2 separate regions of the Mus musculus genome follow, and region 1 is linked to region 2. Evidence: chromatin loops called from intact Hi-C (ENCODE). Cell type or tissue: left cerebral cortex. All regions are shown on one strand.

Region 1 (5,000 bases), 110 kb before region 2:
CTCTTCCCCTCCTACTTGTTTTATTTTGTTCTGAGACAGGATCTCACGGTGTAGCCCTGGCTATTCTGGAACTCTCTATGTAGATCAGTCTGGCCTCAAACTCACAGAGATCCAGCAGCCTCTGCCTCCACCTCAATCCCCAGGATCAGAGCTGTATCTCAGCATAGGCCTTTTACTTTATTCTGGGTCTGATGCACACGACACGTGAATGTTGGCTTTTGGATCTTTGGACATTATGTATGTGAGTGTTTTGTCTGCCAGGTATGAATGTGTAGCGTACGTGCGTCTGGAGCTTGCAGACGTCAGAGGAGGACATCAGATCCCCTGGGACTGGAGTTACAGATGACTGTGAGAGGACATGGGTGCTGGGAATTGAACCCCAGTGCTCTGCAAGAGCAAGCGCTCTGAATCACTGAGCCATCTCTCCAGCTCCCAGTACCGATTTTGTGAGTCAAACAAAAAAGAAAATTAAATTGTTTACTCACTCTTAGCCCCGGTCTTTTGACAAGCTCACAGGACGGAGAAGGGGACCTAAAGCTGCTAACCTTCCCCATTATTTCCCATTGTCTAAGAAGCTTGGAGCTGTTCTCTCAGTACGGCCTCCCTCGGAGCATGTCTTAGACCACACCAGGCTTGCTGCCGGCACGGTGGGAAGAACCTGGCTGCTAGTGCTGCTGGCTTTGGCTGCCTGTGTCTAACTTCTACTCCATTGTGCTAGAGTCTCCTCCTTTCCTGTGTTAGCTTCGGTGTATTTGTGATCAGCCTCTGGGGACGCTTTCAATGGAGGTGGGCAGGGAAAATTTTGTTACTGTTCTCAGAATGCAGTGATCCCACTGGGATGGTTTGGTTTTGCCTTCTCTCTCTCCTTCCTTCCTTCCTTCATTCCCTTCCCTTCCTCTTTCCCTCTCTCTCTCCCTCCCTCCCTCCCTCCCTCCCTCCCTCCCTCCCTCCCTTCTGACTCCTTCCTTCTGACTCTCTATGTAGCTGCCTTAGACATTGCTATGTATATCAGGGTGTCCTCTAACTCAAAGAATCTTCCTGCTTCTGCCTCCGGAGTGCTGGGGTTGCTGGGATTAAAGGAGAGCACCATTATGTCTGTGTCTGTGTCGGTTTAGGCTCAGCTTTTACAGAGCCTATGACCCAAGAGCTATTTCAATGGCCAGGAAGCTTGGGGGGGGGGCGGGCGGCAATAGCAGCTGGAGACATTCAGAAACCCCGGCTTGGAAGCCACACTGATGGTGCTCACCTGCAAGCCGCAGCTGAAGACCTCTGCAGCCTTCAGGGGACGGAACATCCTCTTTGGATAGCACAAATGGCCGTGTTTGGAAATGATGGAGTGGGGAAGGGTAGGCAGAGAGATGGTGAATAACCACAGAGGGCCAGGGCTGAGGTGGCGTTGGGACTGCAGGGTGGACAAAAAGGGAGGAAAATAGAGCAAAATGGGAAGCTCAGAATAGAAGATATAAAGGAAAGTGCCAACTAGTGAAAATCCTGCGAAAGAACGCGCGCGGGGGGTTGGGGGGGCGACTGGGGAATGGTTTAGAAAAATAGCAATTAGCACAGCTAAAAATAAAGACCAATTTCGAGACAAAGCCAGACCCACAAGGAGAAAAATAAAACTCGCCAGAAAGACAATTCCTTGCAAACCGAATGCTCAAGAAAATGGGGCTAACGACACCCCCCTCTTGGGCTGTTTGGTAAAAAGAAATGGGAAACTAGATGAGCGTGGAGCGCGGCGCTGAGCAGGTGACTGGCACCAGGAGGAGCGTTGAGCCCGGCGCTGGGATCTACAGGATTCCGGTAGTTGAGCGCAAAGGTTCTCCTGAGACTGCACCCAAGTGTCGTCCAAGTTAAAAAATGTGCTGGCGCGCTCAGATCCACTCTGAAACCGCAGAGGCTCCAGACAGCGTTCTCCGAGGTTTGTCCCGGGGCTTGGAAGCCCCGGCACAGGCGTGGCGTGGGCCAGAGTGGGCGCCCACTCGCGGCGGCTTGGCTCGGGACTCTGGTGACGCCTCCCGGGCATTCGCGGCGTGAGCAGGCCGCGCGCCCACGGAATCGGGTAGACCCGGGGGCGATCTGGGAGGTGACTCGGGCCTGGCAGGGACACCGAACGCTGTATGTCTCCAGGCCGCGAGGGGAGGGACCGGGATGTGCGCGGGAGCTGAGGGTCACCCGGGGCCACCGCGCCCTGCCCTGCGCGGGTAACTGAGGGCTGGACCCAGTGCCCACGGGCGCGGGTGGGCAGGGAGAGGGGAGCGCGGCGGGGAGGAGGCGGCGGGCGGAGCCTGGAGGGGCGGCGTCGCGCGGGCTCCTCCTCCTCCTTGCCCTCTTCGGGCTTAGCCGCCGCGCTGCCCGGCTGCTCCGTCCTCTGGACGCCCGCGGCGATGTTCACCCGCGCCGTGAGCCGACTGAGCAGGAAGCGGCCGCCGTCTGGTAAGCGGTTGCGGGCGCTTGGGCGCGGGAAGGACGGGGTCGCCGGGTCCCCTGGCGCGGCTCGCTGTGCCGCCCGGACAGCAGCCGCGCTCCTCCCCGCTCGCTCTGTCCCAGCCGCGGCGGGAGCGCAGAGCCGGGGAGCCGCCCGGGGAGGAAGTTGGGCTTGAAGCGGGAGTCAGAGCAGCTTTCTTTCTAGAGAAGGTCTGGGAACCACGGGAGACACATTAACAGCCCCTCACTCCGAGGCAGCGTGGGAAGCCAGGCTTCCCTCCTGCGTGCAGCCTCTTTCTCGGGCGGAATGGGAAGGATGCTCCGCCGGACCTCTGCATCCCCGGAGTGGCCGGCCCCGCGGCGCCAAAAAAAGTGGAGTCCCAAGGTGGCTGCACACCAGGGCGGGGGAGGAACTTGTGTGACACGGCGGGGGAGTCACTTTGTTTTTCCCCCTGAACCTGCCTGACCCACAGTTTGGGGCAACTTGGCAAGACAAAGAACCCACGGTGCAGAAATGGTGATTTGAATCGTGCCATCCTTTTTGTTCTTAATAACACCTAACACTCTTTGATGGCTTAGGTTGTGGCCAGGAGCTGTGTTGACACCTTGTGTGCTTTCTCTTGTCTTCACCATTAGAGCAGCCGCGTCGGAGGGGTGGGGCTCTAAAGCCAGGGTGTTGGGTAACCTGCTCTACTCTTAGCTGATGGATTTTTTTAAACGTAGGTTTATTTGCTTGACTCTGGGTTCGGGGTTCAAAGGCTTGCTTTTCTGTCGCCCAGAGATTCACTACGCTTTAGCCGGTTTCCTCTTTTCACGTAAATATCAAACGTGGTTAAGCGGCTGCAATCAGACATAGACCCAATCCCTTGGCCACCACTCGACAGCTGTGCAACTTCTTTGTGACTGGGGATGTGCAAAGGGTAGCTTTAAGTGCTTAATTGGAGACTCCCCCCCCCCCATCAGCCACATGCAAATCATTTCATTAATTATTTAAGACAACCCCACTAAAGTCAGATTCCATAGAGTTATTGTAAAGAGTTTGCACTGTTGTCTTAATATGCGTTGAAATGCTCCATTAGTGTTCCCGAGTGGTCACATTCCCTTGTGATGCTGATGGCTGACACTGAGTGGTGGTCAGATTCTAGGCACCGGAGTTAAACTCCAACCTTGACTCTGCCACTCCGCCACACTGAATAATGAATGTCCTTGGACCTTTCTGTGCCGCAGAGCTGTGCTGGTGCTGGCTCAGTGTAGCTTGCAAGAACCAATTGCTAAATGTTCAGGGCATCTGGGAACTGGTTGCTACGTCATAGGTGGACTGAAATGAACTGTGGTGGGACATATCAACATATGTCAGACATCAAGGCTGGAACAGTGGATTTCAGGAAGCTGTGGACTTAACTACATACTTAAATTTTATTTTAGATCATATTTATCATGTGTATGTGTGTGCTCGTGTGCGTCTCTGTGTGTGTGTGTGTGTGCATATGTGTGTTTGCATGCTACAGCTTGTATGTGGAGGTTAGAGGATGACTTATGGAAATCAGTTTTCTTCTACCGATAGGTCCCAGTAGTCAAAATCAAGCCGTCAGGTTTGGATGTAAGCATCCTTACCCACTGAACCGTGTTGCTAGCCATTAACTACAGGTTTTAATTCTGATAAGGATATGCTTACATTACTAATAGTAGGATCAGCAGTTAAACCTGAGAAGCCCCAAGTGCAATGCTGGATACATGATAAAGGTGTGGGGCTTACTAGTTTCCTTTTCTTTCTTTTTCCATCATGTAGGGGAGTTCCGTCTAGCCTTGCCTAGGTTGCTTGCTGCTTAAAATTATATTTGGCCAGAATATAATACAAATAGAACCACTGAATTGTGACAGATACCTGGATTTGGGATGCTTTTGCATACGGCCAGATTGCAATCCCAAACTGAAAGGCAGTTTCACAGTCATTGCTAGCATGTATCTGTTCCAGGGCAACAGACTAACCCTGATGAAGCTTGCCCACACCAGTGATACAAAGGCCAGCAGGGAAATAGCAGTGCTTGGTGTTGGATGTCTATATGGCCAGAGCCCAATTTCCTTGAAATCTGTGGGTATAAGTTCTGCTGCCCTGTGAAAGGACACGAGCCCCTGCCAGTTTGGTCACTATCATCACCACCCAACATCAAGAAAAGGAGCCAAGTGAGAAAGGAGGGAGGGTGAGGGCTCCTTACAGAGATGCTGTGCAGCAGGCAAGCCGTCTGCAGGACAGTTAAGGATTTGGGAGAAGGTAATTTTGATGTTTTTTTTTTTTTTTCTTGTGGTGCTAGAGGTGTGCCCAAGGCCTTGTATATGTAGGCAAATGGCCTGCCCCAGAGCAACACCCCGCCTGAACTTCGCTTTTAAAGAGGTTTTCCAGAGTATCCTACTGAAGCCCCACCAAAGCTGGCCGTACCCCTGCGGGAGCCTGGGCTGGGCTTGACTGCAAGCCTCTCTCCCCCAGAGCATTCTATGTGAGGCTGAAAGAGTTAAATCTCATCAAAGATGGCATCTGTAAGTAGAGAGCTGGAAGCCCCACCTGTTTCTAAGGTTCG
Region 2 (5,000 bases):
GAAGAGAGAACTTGGAGAAAAGAAAAATATCCAGGACTCACCAGAGAGGGGGCCAGGTGGGAGAGATGTCCAAGAGTGTAAGGTCTTCTCTGAATTAAAGGCACTTGGAGAAAAAGAAGTGACAAGCTCCAGGATTCCAGGATAGGTGGCCTAGCCTCCAGCATCCTCTAGCACGCTGCTGTCTGCCCAGACCACAACTCTGACACCACTTGCCTAGGATACTGGGTCACATGGAGTCTCTTTGAGAACAAGAACAAAAGCTCTCAAGCTGCATGGACCTGTGGTTAGGCTGCTGGAAATGCTGGGCCTTAGCATCCTCTCAAACCACACCTTTAGGCCTGCCTGTAACAGAGGGTACTTGGGAAAATGTGGGGAAAAAGGCTTCCCAGAGAGGGCCCAGTCTCGCTAGGATGCCCCAGCCTCTAGCACCCTCTTGTTAGAGAACAGGGTAGGTGGTAATGGGGGATCAGGTGTGTGTGTGTGTGTGTGTGTGTGTGTGTGTGTGTGTGGTGCAGGTGTGTATGTGATGGAGGGCACTTGGAGAAAAAGGACCCTAGGACACACTGAGAGAGGCCAGGCCAGTGGGCAAACTGGACCCTAGCACCCACAGTCTCAGAACTCTGAGGCCAGTCCAGGATGGAGGGTGTTCAGAGAAAAGGAAAAAAAAAAAAAGTTCCAGGACTTTCTGGAGGTGGAGTTGGAGGCTTGGGGGCAGGGGGTGGGAGGGGGGGACAGAGATTGGAAATGAGGGAGGGCAGCATGGGAGGGGCCTCCCCAGCAGCCTTTCATAGTCCCAGAAAGAGGTAAACCTTATGGTTGACCCGCTCAAGCCTGTAGCCCCGGTTTCTGAATAAGAAAAATGGATTGGCAGTAACTGGCATGGCACTGGACCCTAGCACCCACAGTCACAATTCCAGGACCTTAGAAAGAGTTTAAGGTCAGTATGGTCTACATAGTGAGACTCTGTTTCAAAAGAAGTTACTTGAAAGACCCCACTCTACCTTTCACACCCCAGGTGCTGAAGAAAATGAAAGATAGGCTTACCGGGAGCATGGTGTTGATAGTGAGATAGACTCCTGAATCTAGAAACTTGAAGGAACCTGTTTAGGTGAGATTTCTCAGAGTACAGGAAATCGAGAGGATTTACCAGGCTCACACTGTAATTAGTGATGCTGCGTTCCATAACAAATGCATACAACCTTACCCAAATAGACTCGATTCTCTGTAACTTAAAATGTATGTGTGTATGCAAAAGTGTGAATCAGAGAGGCAGAGAGGCAGAGAGGCAGAGAGGCAGAGGCAGAGGCAGAGGCAGAGGCAGAGGCAGAGGCAGAGGCAGAGGAAGAGGCAGAGGCAGAGGCAGAGGCAGAGGCAGAGGCAGAGGCAGAGGCAGAGGCAGAGGCAGAGGCAGAGGCAGAGGCAGAGGCAGAGGCAGAGGCAGAGGCAGAGGCAGAGGCAGAGGCAGAGGCAGAGGCAGAGGCAGAGGCAGAGGCAGAGGCAGATGGATCTTGTAACTTCAAGGCCAGTGTTCTACATGGTGAGACTCTGTCTCAAAAATAAAACCTAAGTTAAATTAAATGCATTTATGGAATCTTTAGATCACAATCTACTATGAAATAGTAGCCAATCCTCTACTCCTTGGAACACACAAACTAGGAATTTCTTATTCGCAGCAGAGAAGATCCGAACAATGCAGAGGAGGTCTAGACACCAGCACTAAGGACAGAACGATTACGACAGTCTTCATTTACAGATACCAAAAGGGCATATTACTTGTATTCTTCGTTCAGTTAAGGCAAAATGATATAGTTAAGCCATTTTCTAGGTGTTATTAAAAAATAATGACAGCTTCTCTCTCTCTCTCTCTCTCTCTCTCTCTCTCTCTCTCTCTTTCTCTCTCTCTCCCCTCTGTCATTGTTCCTTTCCTATAATACATATGTGTATGAGAACATGATGGAGGAACATCCCTTTCCTCCAAGGTCAGTGACATTATTAAATATCATCTATTATGATAATGTTTAAATTTTACCATTATTATCTTTTTTTTTTTTTTGAGACAGGGTATCCCTCTGTAGATCATGCTTGCTTGTAGAAAACAAAAATCACAGAAATTATACAAGGTAAAGAAAATGAAATGTAGGGAATCCAAAAAAGAAGAAAAAAAAAAAAAAAAAAAAAAGAAAGAAAGAGATTTAGTGACGTAACCGGCAGGGCTAGCTGTGCTCCTCCAGCGCCTTCCTTCCCAAGTTAAGGGGAGTGTTTGCCACCTCGTGTTCATCGGAGGCAACAACTACTAATTAGGTTTGGGAGTGCTGGCCAGTGCCTAGCAGGAATACAGAGAAAGCCCCTCTCTCAGAGAAATGAATGCATAGCACAGCAATACATTAAAAAATGTGCTAAACTGAAAGAAACAGGGAAGGCAGGGGTTGGGTGGGGCAGGAAGTAGGAAGGGGGCTGAGGTGTGGAAGGAGAGAAGTAAGAAAAGATCCATTCAACCTGGCTCCATTAGGAAGAGGGCCAGAGAGATCCTGTCAGGCCTGTCTCCCTTTCTTCCCGCTCACCATAAAAAAAGTAAAGGCTAGAGAGCCAATCTTGATTATTAGTAATAAACAACAATAATAAATAATTTAAAATACTTTTTGAGAGGCTCACTGCTCCCATGGCAGCGCTCAGGGGGAAGTCCTGGGCCAGGCGGTGAGATTGTGTTTCTGCAAAGCTGAGGGTAACAATGGTGGCACAATCAATCTGGCTTGCTGGCTTCCAGAATAAATGTAATCAAATTAAATTATGAGGTAAAATCAAATAAGCCAAAATACATGTGGGTGTGGAGTCTCTTCAAAAACGTGGCTGAGTTTGGAAATCAGCGTGGATGCTTCTGTTCCCCTCAGCTGCGGTGATGCAATACCTTGGAAGTATCAATTACGCTTTTGTAGGACCTCACAGCTAGAGTTAATAATATACCTGAAGTCCCTTAAGACTGCCCCGCTAGTGTGTACTCAAACTGTTTGCTTCACCTGCCTTTAGGAGAACAATGTAGCAATCAGTATTACTCCCTTGGGTTTCCCACATAACCAACTTTTAGAACCTAAGCTTGATTCGAAGAAACTCAAAGCAATAAAACAGATGTTACAAAGGACACACTGACAGATTTGCTTAGGAGACCTTAAGTCACACAAATGGAATTTAGCTAAAGGGTCGCTGCCTCCACAATACCCAAGGGTAAGTAGTCTGTTGTCCAAGCCTGATGGAGATAAGAGAAATCTAGGGTCCTAGGATGTCAGTGTTTACTCCCCCGGATTGACCACCCATTAGGTTCTATTCCCAAAGATCCATAGCCCAGATGGGCAGTTCACTGGGGTAGCGTGGGGTCACAACCATCAATAGTCCTCATCTGCCATTAAGTCCCCTGTGTTCTTATCAAGAAGAGCATAGTTCTGCCAGGTGGGGAAGATGGACCTGGTTAACAACTATCAAAAAAGAACACTGGTACCTAAAATAATTCTGGTAATATATAATATCTTTGCCGTGAAAACCTCCCATTTGCTTAAGTGGCAGACTTACAGTCTCCTGTCTCTGTTTAAATTGTTGAGAGTGTAACCTGGGGCCAGACTCAAAAGAGATTTAAGGATAACAGCATATGTGGAATGCATAAACCTAAGATGTATATGAGCTAATGAAATCTTCTTTTGGGGGTTGACTCTTATCTGGGCATTAGCCCCAATGCACCAGGTGCTTAAGTAAAGAGTTTCCCTTTATTTCTAACTGTGTGGAGGGATTTCTCATTGAGAAGGCATGTTATTTCTGTAACAATATAATTAAATTTGTTTTATTAGAGAAAGAGAAGTGGAAACATCAGTTATCAATTATCCCGCAGCATCTGGTGGAAACATACACAGGGAGCTACTGAACGGCTCTTTACAGGATTGTGTTCAGTAACTTTGTAGATAGAAAATTACCTTGGGGTGGTATTTAAACCAAGGAAAGGGCAATGTACAAATATGAATTTTTACTATTTTTTTCATTTGTGGAGACTTGAGTTGCTAAACATCACATTTTTTCTTCCTTTTTTTTGGGTGTATTTCTTTTCCCTGTTCTGGTATTTTGTTTTTAGAGCCCTTACAGTGGATTGAAACCCATTTCACAGCCTTTAAGTATTTGAATCTTTTCATATTTGTGCATTAGAGTGGTTATTTTACGTGTTATTCCTCTTTACTTTTTAGTTCTGCGTGTCTTCTGCCTGACTGTGTTTGTTCGAGGAGGATGGCTGAGGTGTGGGAACAACACCGCATCCATGCAGACGAGCTGTGAGGAGCTCTGCGCATCCCAGAAGGCGATTCTGTCTCTCTTTCCTTTGCAATGCCCAGGGGTGGTTGGGAAGGATTATGTCTTCATTGTTGGAAAACCAGCTGACAAAAATCACTTCAGGTCTCTGCTGCTTACAATACACACTCTGGCAAATGTGCTGGTTAAGAAAATAATGATTTCACGGGGCACGTGATAATGATGGCACGTGCCTTTAATCCCAGCATCTGCGAGGCCGAGGCTGGGAGAGCTCTGAATTAGAGGTCTTCTTAGTGAGTTCAAGAGCAGTCAAGGCTAGACAGAGGAAACTCTGTCCTGAAAAAGAAAAAGAAATGAAAAAAAGATAGAAAGAAAGAAGAAAAGAAGGAAAGAAGGGAAGAGAGAGAAAGAGAGAGAGAGAGAGAGAGGAAAGGATGAAATGAATGAAACAATGGTGTCCAACTCACCACCATTGGTAGGTACAGAAGACAAAGGTGGACATATACTGTCTCACATCTGAGTTTTATTTACTTGCCTTTGGTTGTGATACAAAACTCAAAATGGATCCATCTGTATTTTCTTTAATATAAATACTTGAATATATTATTTAATAAAAGGGTAGTAGAATACATCCAGCCTGCTCAATGGATGTTTACACTTCCCATTCTCAGGATTGCAAAATACATGTAATTGTTCTCATAGCTAAGAAAAGAAACCGG

The links. A loop is a pair of places that touch in the nucleus more often than their neighbours do. Peaks named below come from ENCODE experiments on the same cell type or tissue, not always from the same donor. Only the 100,000 strongest peaks of a DNase experiment are listed, where the experiment ranks them.
Region 1: it touches region 2 in a loop (2.0-fold over the local background); 2 of 42 quality-filtered maps call a loop at or near these places.

The regions. Positions count from the first base shown.
Region 1 is chr7:128,415,499-128,420,498 of GRCm38, reverse strand. Rgs10 (regulator of G-protein signalling 10) reads left to right here and starts at 2,327. Exons shown (of 5, transcript NM_026418.2): 1 at 2,327-2,433. The coding sequence starts at 2,385. In left cerebral cortex, a CTCF peak has its summit at 2,007; DNase peaks (open chromatin) are centred at 1,314, 1,925, 2,270 and 2,616; H3K4me3 peaks cover 1,661 bases; H3K27ac peaks cover 416 bases.
Region 2 is chr7:128,302,338-128,307,337 of GRCm38, reverse strand. No RefSeq gene overlaps it. Among named protein-coding and RNA genes, the nearest start is that of Rusf1, 6.7 kb to the right of the region's middle. In left cerebral cortex, a CTCF peak has its summit at 2,274; a DNase peak (open chromatin) is centred at 2,257.